2 separate regions of the Homo sapiens genome follow, and region 2 is linked to region 1. Evidence: chromatin loops called from intact Hi-C (ENCODE). Cell type or tissue: PC-3. All regions are shown on one strand. Links, peaks and the distances in the headings refer to the core of each region. The heading gives the core; the rest is flanking DNA.

Evidence for each region. A loop is a pair of places that touch in the nucleus more often than their neighbours do. Peaks named below come from ENCODE experiments on the same cell type or tissue, not always from the same donor. Only the 100,000 strongest peaks of a DNase experiment are listed, where the experiment ranks them.
Region 2: it touches region 1 in a loop (5-fold over the local background); 2 of 110 quality-filtered maps call a loop at or near these places.

The regions. Positions count from the first base shown.
Region 1 is chr16:65,662,252-65,670,948 of GRCh38, reverse strand. No RefSeq gene overlaps it. Among named protein-coding and RNA genes, the nearest start is that of LINC00922, 90 kb to the right of the region's middle. In PC-3, for the core only: a CTCF peak has its summit at 3,713; a DNase peak (open chromatin) is centred at 4,628; H3K27ac peaks cover 1,562 bases.
Region 2 is chr16:66,022,580-66,031,276 of GRCh38, reverse strand. No RefSeq gene overlaps it. Among named protein-coding and RNA genes, the nearest start is that of CDH5, 340 kb to the left of the region's middle. RefSeq lists an enhancer at 652-1,151. In PC-3, for the core only: a CTCF peak has its summit at 4,854; a DNase peak (open chromatin) is centred at 2,226.

The DNA of each region.
Region 1 (8,697 bases), core at 311-8,310:
AGGCAAATGATGAGTTCCACAGAGCACTGAGGTTGCTTTAGATGTGCGTGGATTTGAAGCCTTCCCCTGCCCTCACCAGCTGAGCCGCTTCCCCTTCGGAACTTCAGTTTCCTTATTTTAAAAATGAGAATAACCAATTTCCACTTCACAGAGCTGGCATGAGCATTATGTGAGATACTGGGGATGAAAGTTTGGCCACCCCTACCTCTTTGACCCCCACAAACATTCTGTGTGTCCAGTTGGGACCCCCCCAGTTTAGATGTGAGGAAACAGGGGCCCCAAGAGATACAGCAACCTATCCAAAGTCACCCCAGAAAAGAGATTTGAAGTTCTGTGGGGGATGACAAGGGTTAGACTCATTTTCTTTGACTCTGTAACGTGGCACTTGGACCAGTGGATGGACACTGCATGGAAGCGGGTTTGAACTCAGTTCAAAGAGGAACTTTGTTGCAAATGGAGTCACACAAGCATTTGTGTGTGCAGGAATGCTATGGCTCAGATATGGTTTGTTTGTCGCCACCAAAACTCATGTAGAAATGTGATCCCTAGTGTGGTGGTGTTGGAAGGTGGGGCCTGGTGGGAGGTGTTTTGATCATGGGGTGTGGATTCCTCCTGAAGGGCTGAGTGCTGTTCTCATGGTATTGAGTTCATGCTGATGAGACTGGATTAGTTCTCTGGGAATGGACTAGCTCCCACGACAGTGGGTTATACAACAAGGATGCCCCTCAGATTTCTCCCCTTTGTGCATGGGTTTGTTCCCTTTTGACCCTCTCCACCATGTTGTGATGCAGCACGAAAGCCAGGAGCCATGGCCACGCCCTCGATCTTGTCAGCCTGCAGAACTATACGCTAAATAAACCTCTTTTCTTCGTAAATGATCCAGTCTCAAGTATTCTTTTATAGCCACACAAACAGATTAAGACAGGTAGTGAGCTCCTTATTATGAGGAGTATTCAAGTGGAGGCTGAAATCACCCGGTCAAAACCATGGTTGAGGCAACTGTTGTTGATAGTTGGGAGCATGGTGGGAGCAGAGTGGATGACCTTTAACTTATAGCCTGGCTCTGGGAGCCTACAGGGTCAAAAAAAAAACCAACAAACAAAAAAACCCACGTATTTTAGGAATACTGAAATAACCACAAGTGGTTTTTGTAGTTATTGATGGCCAACTTCTTAACATTGGATCCTTCACTTGGTAGCCAGGTGTCAGAATGAACTGGATCTCTGAGGGACTTCTTGGCCACATGTCTGGACTCAGCTTGGGCCAGCTGCATTTCTCAGAACATCTTGGACTGAATAATCTGAATCCTATCATGTTACCTGCGAAGATGCTGGCTTCTGCCAATTATGACACATCTCTATATTGGAGGCCAAGATGGACTCTACATGGCTTTCTGGAATATATCTGTTTTTTCTGCCAACAGAGAAACCTAAGGAGGTCTAATCTACCATCTCTCTGCAAAGATGACTAACAAAAATAAGCTCTCCAGAATCTACAAGGAACTTAAACAACTCAACAACAAAACACAAATAACCTCATTAAAAAGTGGGCAAAAGACAGGAACAGACCTTTATTCAAAAGAAGACATACAAGTCACCAACAAGCATATGAAAAAATGCTCGATATCACTAATAATCAGGGAAAAGCAAATTAAAACACAGTGAGATACCATCTTAAATCAGTCAGAATGGCTAGTATTAAGAAGTCAAAGAATAACAAATGTTGGTGAAGATGCAGAGAAAAGGAAACGCTTATACATTGTTGGTGGAAATGTAAATTAGCACAATTAGTAAAACTCTATGGAAAACGGTATCGAGATTTCTCAAAGAGCTAAACATAGAACTATCGTTTGATTCAGCAACTCCACTACTGGGTGTCTACCCAAAGGAAAAGAAATCATTATATTAAAAAGATACTTGCACTCATGTTTATCACAGCACTATTCACAATAGCAAAGATGTGAAATCAGTCTAAGTGTCCATCAACAGATGATTGGATAAAGAAAATGTGGTACACACACACACACACACAAAATGAAACACTATTCAGCCATAAAAGAATAAAATCATGTATTTTGCAATAACAGAGATGGACCTGGAGACCACTGTCTTAAGTGAAATAACTTAGGAAATCAAATACTACATGTTTTCACTTTAAACAATGTGTACACAGGAACATACATTGTGGAATAATGCACATTGGAGACTCAGAAGGGTGGGATGGGAATAAGGGATGAGAAATTACTTAATAGATACAATGTACACTATTTGGGTGATTGCTACACTAAAAGCCCAGACCTCACACTATTCAATATATCCATGTAAGAAACTGCAGTTTTACCCTCTAAATCTATACAAATTAAAACAAACAAATAAACCAATGAACTCTCCTCAGAAATGAAGCCTCCCTGATAGCCAAGCTGAAAGTCAGTTGGCAGGGTGTTGAGGTTGAAAGCACCATGTGATGAAGTGTGTTTGATGAAGTGTGTTTGATTTCAGATTCAATGTGTTTCTCTTTCCTGTCTCTCTCCCTCTGACTCCTACCCCCACTCAATACAAGTTGGTCTCACCTTAACTGCTTGGTCATCTAGCCTCTTCTTAAAGGACTAGGTAGTAAATATCTCCAGCTTTGTAGGCAACACAGTCTCTGTCACAACCACTCGACCCCGTTATGACAGCAACAAAACAGCCAGAGACAATATGTAAATAGTAGGTGTGGCTGTGTTCTGATAAAATTTTATTTACTAAGTGAGGCAGCAGGCTGGATTTGGGCTGCAGGCTTTAGTTTGTTGGCCCTTCATTTCTACTGGTCCTCAAAAAACCAAGGAAAAACAAACATCCCTTATGCTAACATTAGGTGCTGCGGGAGTCACAGGCTTTCTTCTCCAAGTGTGGTCCACAGAGCAGCAGCAACAGCCTCACCATAGCAAGGCCCATGGCACCTGTCAGAAATGCAGCATCTCAGCACCCCTCTTTTACTTCCTAAATCTACCTCTCTTCATCAGAATCCCATTAAAAAAAATTCAGATGATTCACATATACATGGAAATTTGAGAAATACTGAATTATAACAGAAGAGTCTTGGGGGGCAGTGATTAATATTTGTGTTTAAATATCGTGTGTGTTTTTTCTTGTTGCTATTGCCAGTTGGACAGTAGAGAAAGTGCTACAGAGGTTAAGGCCCCACAAAGAGATGGTCAGTGTAGAGAGGGTAATTGTAAAACTTTTTTTTTGGTAACTATTGTGATGATGGCTAATCGTTGCATAGTTTTTGACTTTTTCCAAAGTGGTTTAACAAAATCTCATGAGATTCTTACTGAGATTGGTCGAACCACTGTTTGACAGGTCAAACACTGTTCAGCTCCAGGGGTGCCTGGCACATGTGGCACCTCCAGGAGGACAGGTGCAGTGCACTGCTTGAGCAACTGTCCATGTCGGCCCTGCCTATTAGGCAGCGATCATTGCTACCTCAGGCTTTCTGATGTGGAAATGGAGGCCAGAAGCCACGAGCCTCCCTGACCTGCCATTCCTTTCCTCCCAGGTGTGCTGCTCACTGACTTTCTCCTATCAGGAAGGTTAGACTGGAAATGGCCTTCAGGTGCCCTGGGCTGGGGTCTTTGTGTCTCTCTGACCTGATAATCGCCATAGAGGTAGCTCTGTAGAGCACAGATGAGGCCCTGGGAGTTAGGCACAGCAAGTCTTGGCTTGCTTATCTCACAGTGGCCACTGAGGGGCCTAGTGACTCTGTGTGATGAACTTACTTACAGTTCTTAGCCTCTCCTTAGGGCCTCTTCTTGGAGGACAAAAGCATTGCTGATAAAAGCCCTCTGAACACTGTGGGTGTGTAAAGGGCGATGTATTTCTTTCTTTTAATTACCTGTGGCCACGCTTGCTGTCTTGGGTCAGCTTTAGAAGGCAGCCGCCTAACTCTTGTTTCTGTTCATCTCGATGTTAACAGCTTTACTATACCCTGAGTCTAGTAAATAGTCTAGTAAAGGCATTTCATGCCTTTTTTATCTTCCTAGGATGAGGAGTAATCCTCCCAGATCGTACAAGGAATAAGCCAAGTCTCCTCTGCTCAACCCAGGGCTGGCTGGTCCTTCTGGGAGAATTCTGCTTACAGCTGAGGGAAAAACAACTGGTCTGACTCTCTGAGACCTGGGCTACAGGCCAGCCCACCTACGGTGAACTGTGTGGCTGGATGCCTCGCTGTTCTTCTTGAGCCGCAGCCGCAGGTGGCCAAGATGAGCAATAGCTGGGCACGGTAATAATGTTCTAGAGCTGCTTTACCCCAGCTCACCAGGTGCCTGGGCCTGTGTGGGCTCTATCACTCGTACCTCCTTGACATTTACCATGAACCTAGAGCCATCCCACTTTACAGATTTCAAAACTGAGTTCCAGTGGTTCTGTCCTGAGCCCAAGGTCACACAGCAGCTAATGTATGAGCAGAGCTCCATGGGGCTCTCTGAGCCCAGGCCTGACCCTGTACCGACAGAAGAGGCCATTTAGCTGTGGGCTTTGCAGATGTGCTATGATCCTAAGAAACCAGGTGACTTTGGGAGAGGCAGATGCTTTGTTATTATGAGGGACCTGTTGAGCCGCTGCTGACTCACATTCCAAAGCTCACGCCCAGCACCCTGACTATTTGCTTAGGGTTTTGCTGTAGCTCTTGCCAAAGATGAGACCATAAAATCTCAAAGTGACAATGCCATTATTCAAGTATCCAAAGCCCTTCATGTTTCTTCAAATGCTCACTGGTGTTTGATGTCATTAAAATATATTGTTGATTAATATTTGAGCAGCTACGCATAGCTTGCATCTCACCCGGTCTCACATTTCTCATCCATTTGTGCTCCTGCAATGCCCAGATCTCCCTTCGGGTTTCTTTGTACCCTCCCTTCGTTCTTCCCCATCTAGTCTGCATACCCCCAGTTAAAGCTGACCCAAAGAGCTCCATGCAGTCTATGTAAACATCACCAGCAGCCCATATGGACAAAGATAAACAACCCAGCTCAGTCCCCTCCCATCCTGGCCCACCACTGTCTCTGGCTGCACCCTGGAGGGGTCCTCTGTGAGATAATCTTCCCCCAGGCCAACTTGCTACTTTCCTCTAGTTTGCATTCTGTCCACACGTGTTCTGTCAGGAAGACTCCTCACTATTTTATAAGGCAACTACTTGGCCAGCCCATGAGCTGGAGGCATCATTCCCAAATCTCTCGTTAGGCTACATTACATTTTGGTCACAAGAGGCGGTAACTCAGCTCCAGAATCCCTCCCTAAGCAACTTTGGCAGGTCTCCTAACCTCACTCAAACTCTGGATTTTTGTCTGTAAAAGAGGGTTATAGTAATACCTACCTTTAGGGAGCTACTATGAAGATTGAATATTATGATTTTTTTTTAAATAAAAAGTCTTCCCAAAGCTTGAGTGTAATTTTGATTTTTAATAATTTCAGAAGCACCCATGCTATACACTTAACAAAAACACATCATTTGAAAGTTGAAGTATTACCCTTTTCTAAAAATCTTTCGTTTTGTGCATTTATAAATCTTTCATTTTAATTTTTGTTTCACGCTGGGCACAGAGGCCCACGCCTGTAATCCCAGCACTTTGGGAGGCTGAGGTGGGTGGGTCACCTGAGGTCAGGAGTTTGAGACCAGCCTGACCGACATGGTGAAACCCCATCTCTATTAAAAACACACACACACACACACACAAATTGCCGGGTGTGGTGGCACGTGCCTGTAATGCCAACTACTTGGGAGACTGAGACAGGAGAATAGCTTGAGCCCGGGAGGCAGAAGTTGCAGTGAGCCAAGTTCGTGCCATTGAACTTCAGCCTGAGTGACAAGAGCGAAAATCCACCTCAAAAAATAAAAAAGAGTTCTTTTTGTTTCAGTCAATATTTGCTATGCTCAGTCAGAGGGGCTGAAAAAAATTTAAAGACTTGTTTTTTAAAATTCACAGAACCAAATCAATGTTAAAAAAAAAAGAAATATAATTTCAAATACTGTTTTTGTTTATTTATGGCATTTATCTCTCTGAAGTTATTAGAGCTTAAAGCTACACTGAGCCTAAGCAAGTGCTACATAAAGAAGTCTTCTCCTTTGATTTTTTATCACAGTAGCCATTATCTCATCATCATTTGATCAATGCAGTCATAAAGGAAGACCTTCTTCAACAGATATTAACTGCTATAGATCAAGAAACTCTATCCTGTTCCTGTCATTCCTCCCCTGCGACTGCCTTCTGTCTTCGCTCTGTCCCAAAGGGCCCTTCTTTAAGCTCTGGTGGTTGCTGTGCTATTATGGGATTGCATCCCTTGACAAGTGTCATTTTCTCATCCCCCTACTAGCTCACCCACTGAGATTTAGACTTTGGCAGGAAACCAGGGGTTGGGAATTGTTGGGGGAGGAGCAATACCACCGTGGCAGCACTACAGACACCTTGCACCCACATTCCACTTTGACCCTGGACTTCATTTTATCCCATCTACATCCTTCTCCACATCCCAGTCTGCCCTTGGCCCAACTCATCACCACCACCACTTAAAGGGCAAGTCTTCTTGGACCCACAGCTTTCATGTCCTTCCTGTGACCTAAACAACCCCTCCCCTCACACCCTTTTATGTTCCTTGTGCATTGCGGAACCTCCACTCCAATACAGAGTTCCCTCCAAAACATTGCTTCTCCAAGGGCACCTTGACCTCAGGATTGCCCTGATAGACTTTTCCTCTCTCCAGTCACCTCCACTCAGCAGGAAATCTCCAAGCCTCAGAATGTGTGGTCCTGTAGGATATCAGGGATGGAGGGAGAAGTTCAGGAGAAAGTTTCCTGCGGTGGCAACTAGGTTTATAGTTATTTCAGCTGCATGAGATGGGGTAGGAAATGACTGAGTTTGTTCTTGAATGTTGAATTTCAGGGATCTCTGTGAAATCCAGGAGGTAGTTGCCTACATGGGTCTGAGTCATCAAGAAGAATTCCAAGCGGGTGTTAAACACAAGTACCCTCAGTCTAGAGGGGCTGGAGGGGTGGCCTGGGAACACCATGCCATATGAGTGGGGCAGGAAGAGGACTGAGCCCAGGAGAGATGCAAGGAGTGCTTGCCTGGCAGTGGTCTGGAAGGGCAACATCACGGATTACAGAAGCCAAAGGGATCAGGGATTCAGTGCAGTTGCAAACAGGGGCTGATGCTGGAAAGATGCTAAGAAAAATAGGTGGATCTTAGAAGGCCAACAGTTACCCTGGGAAGGGAGTTTTAGGGGGATGGTGGCGATGGCAGGATTTTGAGGAGGGAGGAAGTAGGATGGTGACAATGACCAGCCATTTTAGCAAGAGGGGCCACAACAGGAAGGAGCAAAGGCTGTTGGTTGGAGAAGGAGAGATGTTAGAATAGTTTCCGCTGAAGGGGAGGATTGAGAGAAGCAGTAGTTTGTAGCGTTTTTAGCTCTGCCTACCTCTGAACATCTGATGAAACTCTGAGGGATCTACTCCTCTGTAAATATAACTCCCACATAGATTTTGCATTTTGTGGTGCAGGGTTCACAGACCCTCTGAAGCCCACCCATGGACCCCAGCAGATTTTTTTTTTTTTTTTTTTTTTTTTTGAGATGGAGTCTCGCTCTATCTCCCAGGCTGGAGTGTAGTGTAGTGGTGCGATCTCCCCTCACTGCCACCTCCGCTTCCCGGGTTAAAGCAATTCTCCTACCTCAGCCTCTCGAGTAGCTGGGATGACCTGCGCATGCCACCATACCCGGCTAATTTTTGGATTTTTTTTTTTTTTTTGAGACGGAGTCTCGCTCTGTCGCCCAGGCTGGAGTGCGGTGGCACGATCTCGGGTCACTGCAAGCTCCACCTCCCGGGTTCACGCCATTCTCCTGCTTCAGCCTCCCGAGTAGGTGGGACCACAGGCGCCCGCCACCACACCCGGCCGATTCTTTGCATTTTTTTTAGTAGAGACGGGGTTTCACCGTGTTAGGATGGTCTCAATCTCCTGACCTCGTGATCCGCCCGCCTTGGCCTCCCAAAGTGCCGGGATTACAGGCATGAGCCACTGCGCTCGGCCTGGATTGGGGTTTTGCCATGTTGGCCAGGCTGGTCTGGAACTTCTGACCTCAGGTGATCTGCCTGCCTCGGCCTCCCAAAGTGCTGGGATTACAGGCATGAGCCACTGTGCCTGGCACCTTTTCTGTCTTATTCAAGGTCCTTTACTTCCCTTACAAGGACTATCCCCATCTTAAGGTGGGGAAACTGAGGCAGAGGGGCAGGAATTTTGGGTAGCTTTGCTTAAGTTCCCTTCAGCAGAGGCAGACAGCCAACCGAGGCCTCCTGAGTCGCCTGGTCTAATTAGCCTCTAATTGAGTTCTCTCTCCTTCCTCTCAGGCGTCACAGTGACATTAAATTACAGGATTCAAACATATAATTTCCTAAACGTAAATGTGATTTATCTTAATAGGACTTTGTATCAGGTCACTTTATCATGCACAGTGTCAGGGAGCAGATCTGTTATTCACAGGGACTATTATTGAATCAGAGGATCTGGAGCCAGGGGAGACCTTGAGAGGTCAGCTGTGCTCAAGTCAACTGCCCCAGCTGCAGAAAGCCCCTTGCACCATGCTGGCTGCCTGTGGGTGAATGGAGCTGGAGCTGGGTTTAAATGGGAAGAGAGAAAGGAGAGGCTTACCATTCACAGACCTCACA
Region 2 (8,697 bases), core at 218-8,217, 360 kb before region 1:
ATAGTGTCTTCTTCATAAGGAGAGTGCTGAGTAGGGCTGCCATGTACAGTTGTGCCTGTCACACACTGCCTAAGAGAACCTGGCTGGGCGGCAAACGGGGGCTGAAATCCGGCCTACACTCTGCTCACCAAGCCATGTGTACTGTCCCAGGTCCCTTACAAATGGGCAAGTGTTGGCAGCTGCCCTGATCCTTGGCATAGCATCTGGCCCAGAAATAAATCCTCATTTTGTTTGCTTTTCTTATTAGCAAAATTAATATTTGAGGACCTGCTTGAACCCAAAGCCTCAGTATCCCCATCTGTAAAGTGTAGGAAGTAGGTTTGTTCATGTCTGCTATTCTCATGAACTTGGATCATCTGTGTGATTTTCGAATCTAGGAGATGAGGGCACAACCTTGAAATTGATTATGCATTTCTTCCCAAGCATATGCTCAAGCTGATTTGAGTCCTGAAGCCTGGCATGGGTGAGACTTCCTGGTTGCATGGGCCAATTTAATGGGTGGAAGCTTATTTCTCCACCCCAGGTTTGCCACCAGAGCCCCAAGTGAGGCACCTGGATGTGTCTTGGCAGCTAATGGAGACATAGGTCACTGTTTTGGTGAATTTCACCGAGGAACCAAGGATGCTATTATGAAGGACCCTCTGCCAGGCTTTTCTAAAGAGTCATGGGTAGGAGTGGGTAGAAAGGAGGATGGTCTCCTGTGTAGTGCAGAAGAACCACATCCAGCAAGGACTCCACCCCTTCAAAGAACCACTCTGTGAACTTGTAAAAATTCTTTTCCAGTCACTATCTTTCCTTTCCTCCTTCCTCTCATCACATAACTTTTCTCCAGTGAAACCTAGGCTTGAAGTGAGTTGAGGCAGAGTTTTCAGAACCTAAGCGACTCAGGCTGGAGGTTTTCAGGCACTTTCAAGCAGAATCTGGTCTGGCTGGCTGCCCAGTGCTCAGCCTGCCTCCAAGGCCCTGGCCTGAAGGCTGCTGGACCCTCACTGGGCTTGGGATTGAGTCCTCTGTTTGGTGAGTCATCTGCCAAAGAAGCACAATTAGTGAGAACTGCCTCTGGTGGAGCCAGCTGCATTTGCCCACCAGGGCCTGTTCCTGGGCCTCCTCCTCATTAGCCTTGACTTGGTCTCTGGTAGTAAGAGGAGCTGGCTCTTTGACGTTTGACACCTGCCTCTGGCCGTGAGTCCCAGAACCACCAAGCCTGGCTGTTCTCCGCCTTCCAAAGGCTAGGGCATGCAACCTGCTCCACTCTCTCCAGTGCGTTTTCCACTGCGATCTCCTATTCTCTATTTAACAGCTGCAGGTGTGTTCTGGCTTAACGCAGAGACTGACATCAGTCCACTCTATTGCTTCTCCAACCTCCTTTCCCCCAGGGCCCAGCAGAGTGGCAAATCAATGACTTAAAAGACTGATCCATTATGAATACTGAATAGTACCATATCTTTACTCCCTTCTCATATAATAGTATTATACATCCGTACCCCCTTGCCATATGACTTTGCAATATCTATAGGAAAGGTAGTGTACTTATCTCAGTCTCATTTCTCATTGACTTTGGACATGACCATGAAGCTTGTTTTAGCCAAGAAAATGCTAGTAGGTGTGGCAAAAGCAGGTTTTGTTTCTTTCTTTTTTTTTTTTTGGAAACAGGGTCTCACTCTGTCACCCAGGCTGGAGTGCAGTGGCACCGTCATGGCTCACTGCAGCCTTGACCTCCCAGGTTCAAATGATCTTCCCACCTTAGCCTCCCAAGTAGCTGGGACTACAGGTGTGAGCCACCACACCTGGTTAATTTTTGTATTGTTTTGTAGAGATGGTGTCTTGCTATGTTGCTTAGGCTGGTCTTGAACTCCTGGGCTCAAGAGATCCTCCCACGTTGGCCTCCCAAAGTGCTGGAATTACAGGATGAGCCACTGTGTCTGGCTTAATTGTATTTGTGGAGTTTTGCTCAGACTCTTGCAATTCTGCTATTTGCTATGAGAAGACAATGCCCGTATTTGCTGCTGGTCTTGGAGAGAGACATGGAGCACACCCAAACCTGCCCCACTTCCCCAAAGCCAGAACGGTAAATCTACAGACTTAAAAGCAATAAATGATGTTGCACCACTGAGAGTTTGGACTTGTTACATGGCAGTATTGGAGAAAAACATCTGCCTGTCATAGGCATCATCTGGGAGCTAGGGCTGTGTCATCTTTGTTTCTGGCTGTCTCAGATCTTAGGCATGTAGTAGAAATGCCAGAAACAATTTGCTGAATGGAAACAGGGACAGGGAGGGAGGGACTCTGGTGGACTTACTGTGTTTGGTTGACACTCTGCTCTCAGTCTGGGTCAGACTCCCACATTCAATCCATCACCAAGCCCAGTGGAATCTGCTGCCAAGATATAGCCCAGATTTGTGTGTGCAATCTCACAGTTGTAAGGTATTGAATCAAATTGTTATGCCACTCTACAAACAAAGTAAAAACACTTCTGTCCAGTCCATGGATCCTGAATGTGCCCTTCCTCTAAGCCCCTGACATTGGTTAAAACGTGAATGGGAGGATCCAGGAAGGCAGAATAGCAGTCAGCCTAATGGCATATCCTGTTCCTTGGAGAGCTCCTTTGGTCTGTTGAAATAGTTCAGATCTGACCAACAGAGCACTAGACTGAGAACTCAGGGTTTTGAGTTTGCATCCTGCTGCTAGTTTGACTTACTCTGTGACACTGAGTAGATCACTTTCTCCCCCAGTCCTTAGTTTTCCCATCTGCATAGTGGCTTTATCACTTACAAGCTGAGAAGGTAAGAATCTGAGAACAATTCACTAAACCTGTCCAAGTGTTAGTATCCTCATCTATAAAATGAAATACTGGCCAGGTGTGGTGGCTGACACCTGTAATCCCAGCACTTTGGGAGGCTGAGGCGGGTGGATCACTTGAGGCAAGGAGTTCAAGACCAGCCTGGTCAACATGATGAAACCCTGTCCCTACTAAAAATATGAAAATTAGCTGGGCGTGGTAGTATGTGCCTGGAGTCCCAGCTACCCGGGAGGCTAAGGCAGGAGAATCGCTTGAACCTGGCAGGGGGAGGTTGCGGTGAGACGAGTTCACACCACTGCACTCCAGCCTGGGCAACAAAAGCAAAACTCTCTCTCTCAAAAAAAAAAAAAAAAAAAAAAAAAAAAAAAAAAAAAAAAAAAAGAAATACTGCTGCTCATCTCTCCAGGTTAAACAAGGATGGAATAAAATGACAAATGCAGCCAATAGTTCGCTGCCTGGATGCACAGTCCAGTGGATGCTGCTGATAGTTTTTTGTTGTTGTTGTTTATTTCTGAGGCAGGGTCTCCTCTGTCATCCAGGCTGGAGTATGGTGGCATAATCATAGCACACTGCAGTGCCCAACTCCTGGGCTCAAGCCATCCTCTCATCTCAGCCTTTTGGCTAGCTGGGACCACAGGCATGCATCACCAAACCTGGCTAATTAAAACATTTTTTTTTTGTAGAGATGAGGTCTCACTATGTTATCCAGGTTGGTCTTGAACTGCTACCTCAAGCAGTCCTCTTGCCTCAGTCTTCTAAAGTGCTGGGGTTACAGGTGTGAGCCACTGCCCGCTACTGATAATTACTAACAACAATAGTAGATGGAAAATGACCGATTTCAAAGCAATGCCATAGATTAGCATGACCGTCTCCAGTGAAATAAACTTGCTTATAACTATCTTGAAGAAAAACAGAATAATTGATTCACATAACTTGAAACGTCAGGGGTTGAGCCAGGGCCTCATATACATTGTGATCTCTCTCACTTTCCTTCTCTATTTCCCTCTGCTTTCACCCCCAGTCCCTTCTTGCCTTTGCCTGGAGGATGCCCTTCATACCTTTATAGAATGTGATTGGCATGAACCCAAACCGAAATAGGACAGCTTTCCTTCCAAGCAATGATTCTGATTGGCTGCCCTTGGACCCATCACTGTTGCTGGAGGATGAAGAGCCACATGTGGCTGTGGCTGGATGTGAGCCTTGCACTGTAGCAAGCGTGTGTGGGGTGTGCTGTCCCCAACATTCTCTCCAGAACCCAGCAGCATGAGGGAGGTGTGGCTCTCTAAAGGAGACAGGCTGGGCTGCCCCTGAATGCTCTGCCTGACCTGCCTGGGACAGTGTGCAAAATCCTCAAGCCACTTGGTTCGTGGTAGATTTCATTTGGCAATTCAAGGTGGGGGGATATGCCCATAGACCTCTTTGCTGTAGGATGACTAGTATAGACTGTCAGGGGGATAGGAGGACCAGGTGGATTCAGCAGCAGTGATGTCTTAGATGATGAAAGGATTACACAGCAATTTGCATAAAAGCAGAATTGTCTGACATACACATGTGCAGAAAGCAGAGGCTGGATATTGTATAACATAATAAGCCAACTTGTGTTTACATGGCTGGGGAAGGCCTCATGCTTCTTTGTTTTTTATTGTGGTTGTTTTGTTTTGTTTTGTTTTAAGACAGAATGTCACTCTGTCGCATAGGCTAGAGTGCATTGGCATGATCTTGGCTCACTGCAACCTCTGCCTCCTGGGCTCAAGGGATTCTCCTGCCTCAGACTCCTGAGTAGCTGGGATTACAGGTGGCACACACCACCACACCTGGCTAATTCTTTTGTATTTTTAGTGGAGACAGGGTTTCACCATGTTGGCCAGGCTGGTCTTGAACCCCTGACCTCAGGTGATCCAGCTGCCTCAGCCTCTCAAAGTGCTGGAATTACAGGTGTGAACCACCATGCCCGGCCAGGGCTCATGCTTCTAAATGGAAACGGGTCAGCCAGCAGCGCATCCCTTGTCCCTGCTCTGTCTCCCATTGCCTTTCCCTATGAATCCTCTAGGTGGGGCCTCATCTCTGCCCCTTTAGACCTGGCTCTTCTTTTCTGGCATGCCACCTCTCTCTGCCTCCCTCCTGTCCATGTCCTATGGAGCTGCAGGCACAGCTGTTACTGCGTTCCCCTGTTTACAAGCCTCTGCGGATTCTTATTACCCATCAGAATAAAGTCTCAGAAACTTCATTATTTTCATATAAAATCCTTACTTTGCCCTCTTCTCCAGACCAGAATAAGCACATGTTGGAATATGATTCACCTGGATTTGAGTCTTGCTGCTTCTTTCATATGATTTTGAATTGGACATTCATCCTCTCTGGAGCTCAGTTTCTTGTAAAGTGCAGTTAAAATCTTTCTCTTCTCTCCCTCCTCCGTCTCTTTCCTCCTGCTCTCTTTTCATTCTCTTCCACTCTATCTCCCCCACTTTCCCTCTCTCTGCCATCTCCCTTATCTTCATTCCTTTCATTCTCCCCTCTCTTCTACTTTCTGTCACTTTCTCCACTTCTCTTTCTCCATTTCTCTCTCTCTCCTCCCTTCCTCTCTCCCTCCCCTGCACATATACTCTACAGTGATGTCTTGAGAATCAGGTGATAGCACAAATCAGAGCACCCAGAGAAGCAGAGGTGTAGATGGGAAACTCAGCATGTGCCTGTTGCCTAGTGTTCTCTGTTGCCTTGTACCTTTGTTGTGTAAAACAACATTTGTCTGGACTTAGCCCTAGGTGCCTGGTACAGAGCTTGTAAAACTCTTGGATTCCTTCCTTCCTTCCTTCCTTCTTTCCTTCCTTCCTTCCTTCCTTCCTTCCTTCCTTCCTTCCTTCCTTCCTTCCTTCCTTCTTTCTTTCTTTCTTTCTTTCTTTCTTTCTTTCTTTCTTTCTTTCTTTCTTTCTTTCTTTCTTTCTTTCTTTCTTTCTTTCTTTTTTGAGACAGAGTCTTGCCTGTCGGCAGACTGGAGTGCAGTGGTGCAATCTCAGCTCACTGCAACCTCTGCCTCCCAGGTTCAAGTGATTCCCCTGCCTCAGCCTCCTGAGTAGCTGGGACTACAGGCACATACCACCATGCCTGGCTAATTTTTTTGTATTTTTTAGTAGAGACAGGGTTTCACCATGTTGGCCAGGATGGTCTCAATATCCTGACCTCGTGATGGACCTGCCTCAGCCTACCAAAGTGCTGGGATTATAGGCATGAGCCACCGTGCCTGGCCAACTCTTGGATTTCTTTAGTGATAGGAGTATCTTTGTTACGCAGGATCCCCTTGGATCACACATGAGTTTATGCTGAGATGAGATGACTTGGGCTGGAGGCTGGTCACCAGGAAGACCAATCAGGTGGTTAGATTGGAGCTTGGAGCCAGCCTTACTTCCAGTAAGGTGAGGGAGGCTGGAGATTGAGTTATCAATCATGTCTATGTAATGAAACCCCAATAAAAACTGTAGACACTGAAGCTCAGTGGAGCTTCCTTGTTGGTGAATACACTGATGGGCCAGAGAGTGACAGGCCCTGATTCTACAGGGAGAAGGCACGGATGGATGGATGGATGGATGGATGGAGGGATGGATGGAGGGACGGATGGAGGGATGGATGGAGGTATGGATAGGTGGATGGATGGATGGATAGGTGGATGGATGGATGGATGGATTGGTGAATAGATGCATGGATGGATGGAGGGATGGATGGATAGGTGGATGGATAGGTGGATAGATGGATGGATAGGTGGATGGATGGATGGATAGGTGGATGGATGGATGGATGGATTGGTGAATAGATGCATGGATGGATGGATGGATGGATGGGTGAACAGATGAGTGAATGGATGGATGGATGGATGGATAGGTGGGCAGATAGATGGATGAGTGGGCAGATGGACAGGGAGAGGGCACGAAAGCTCTATATTCAAGACCTTCCTGGGTCTCACCTTGTTGTTTGGCTGGTCCTGATTTGTATCCTTTATAATAAAATTGTAGTAATAAGTATAGTGCTTTCCTGAGTTCTGTGAGCTATTTTAGTGAATTATCAAATCTGAAGGGAATACTAGGAGCCTTCACATTTGTAGCCAGTTGGTCAGAAGGGCAGGTGATGTGGGACCCCACTTGAGCTGGTGTCTGAGGTAAAGACAGTCTTGTGGAGGACTGAGCCCTTAGCTTCTGGGGTCTGCACTATGGGTGGTTAGTACCAGAACTGAATCACACTTCACGATTTTAGGGTGAAATAGAATAATCTTCCACTAGACTGCCCAGCTCTGGGCTCTACTCTTGTGACATCCCTTTCTGTCTGGATTGTTCCTCTGCTCCTTATTTGACCAGAAACTCTTATTCACCCTGCAAAACTCAGCCCAGATGCCCAGCTCTTAGAGGTTTTCCTTCTCAACTTCTTATTACGGAAAATTTCAAACATATGCAATTAGGGAGAATAATACAACCAACTCTCATACACTCATTGCCAGCTTCAACAAGCACCAACTTCCTGTTGTTCTTGTTTCATAATTTACCACCCCTACCCCCGAACTTTCAGAGACTCCTCATGGTCTCTGTAATGAGAACCAAGGTGCCTTCTGGGGTCAAGGAAGTGAAGACTAGGCCAAGGTCATCCTTCAGGGAGTGTGGCAGACCTGGGGTTTAGCTGCCTTGCATCAGTGACTTGTATGCAGAGGAAAATGAAATGAGAAATGCACTTACATAAAATCTGAATTGGCATGACAAGCAGATTTACAGAGAGAACTGCGTGTCGTTTGAAATAATAAGACCAGCATTGTTTAGAAGGCAGCAGATGGGAAAGAGCACACATCTTGTCAGCCAGAACTCGGGTTTATCTAACAGCCCTGTGTTAGTTCAGTTCACCAAATATGTCTCCATGGGTGAGGGGATAGGGTGGGCTTCACACCTACTCTGGAGGCTGGATATTAGCAAACAAGTGGTCATGAGCAGGGGAGTGAGGAAGGGTTGGGAGGAAGGGTGGGAAGGAAGGGGCTTCCAGGGGTTGCTGACATATCATCTCTCCTCTTAAAGATTTTTACTCTACCCTTTCTCTCTTCCTCCATCCCTTCCTCCCTCGGCTGCCTGTGGAGCTCTAGCCATGCCAAAGCCTGGGCTGGGAGGTGGTGATGGTGGTGGTTGTGATGATCATCATGATAAAGATGATAAGAATATGTAATAACAAGCACTTACATTGGCTTTAGCGCGTGGCAGGCACAGTTCCAAATGTTTCACATGTGCTCACTCATTTCATCTTACAAAAAACCTATCAAGGTCAATCGTTACATTATCTAACTTCCAGAGAAGAGACTGAGAAAGAGATGAAGTCACTTGCCCAGAGTAGCAGAGCTACTAGACATGCAGAGAGGAATAAGGCACATGGCTGCCAGCTTGCATGGGCTCCCACAGGCCAAATTTAGATCAATTTTTGAGTGTCAAACAGAACAATACTGTATTCATGAGTCTATGGTTGGTAATAGACTAGGGGAGAGAGAAAGAGAAAGAGAAAAAGGGAGAGAGAGAAGGGATGGGGGAGGAGAGGAACTCTTCTTTACAGAAAAATGCCAACTAATCAATGTAGACAGAATGAGAAAATTATCATTTTTCAACCTCCAGTGCAATAATATCTTCAAGCAAGGAGCATAAAGGATGCTGAAACTGTCAGGTGAAAGGTGCTGGGGAACAGTATATCCTTATGGTTTCAAAGCATCACCCCGCATGTTAACTAGAAATTACAAGGAAAAAAATGGACCTTTACCAGTGGTGAGACCTGACATTCACCATCTTAACTAAATGATCAAATGTAGCATCACCAAAAGTCAGGACATCTGACATTATGAGCTTTCTTCTATGATACAGTAATAAGTTGAAGACATCATCTACATG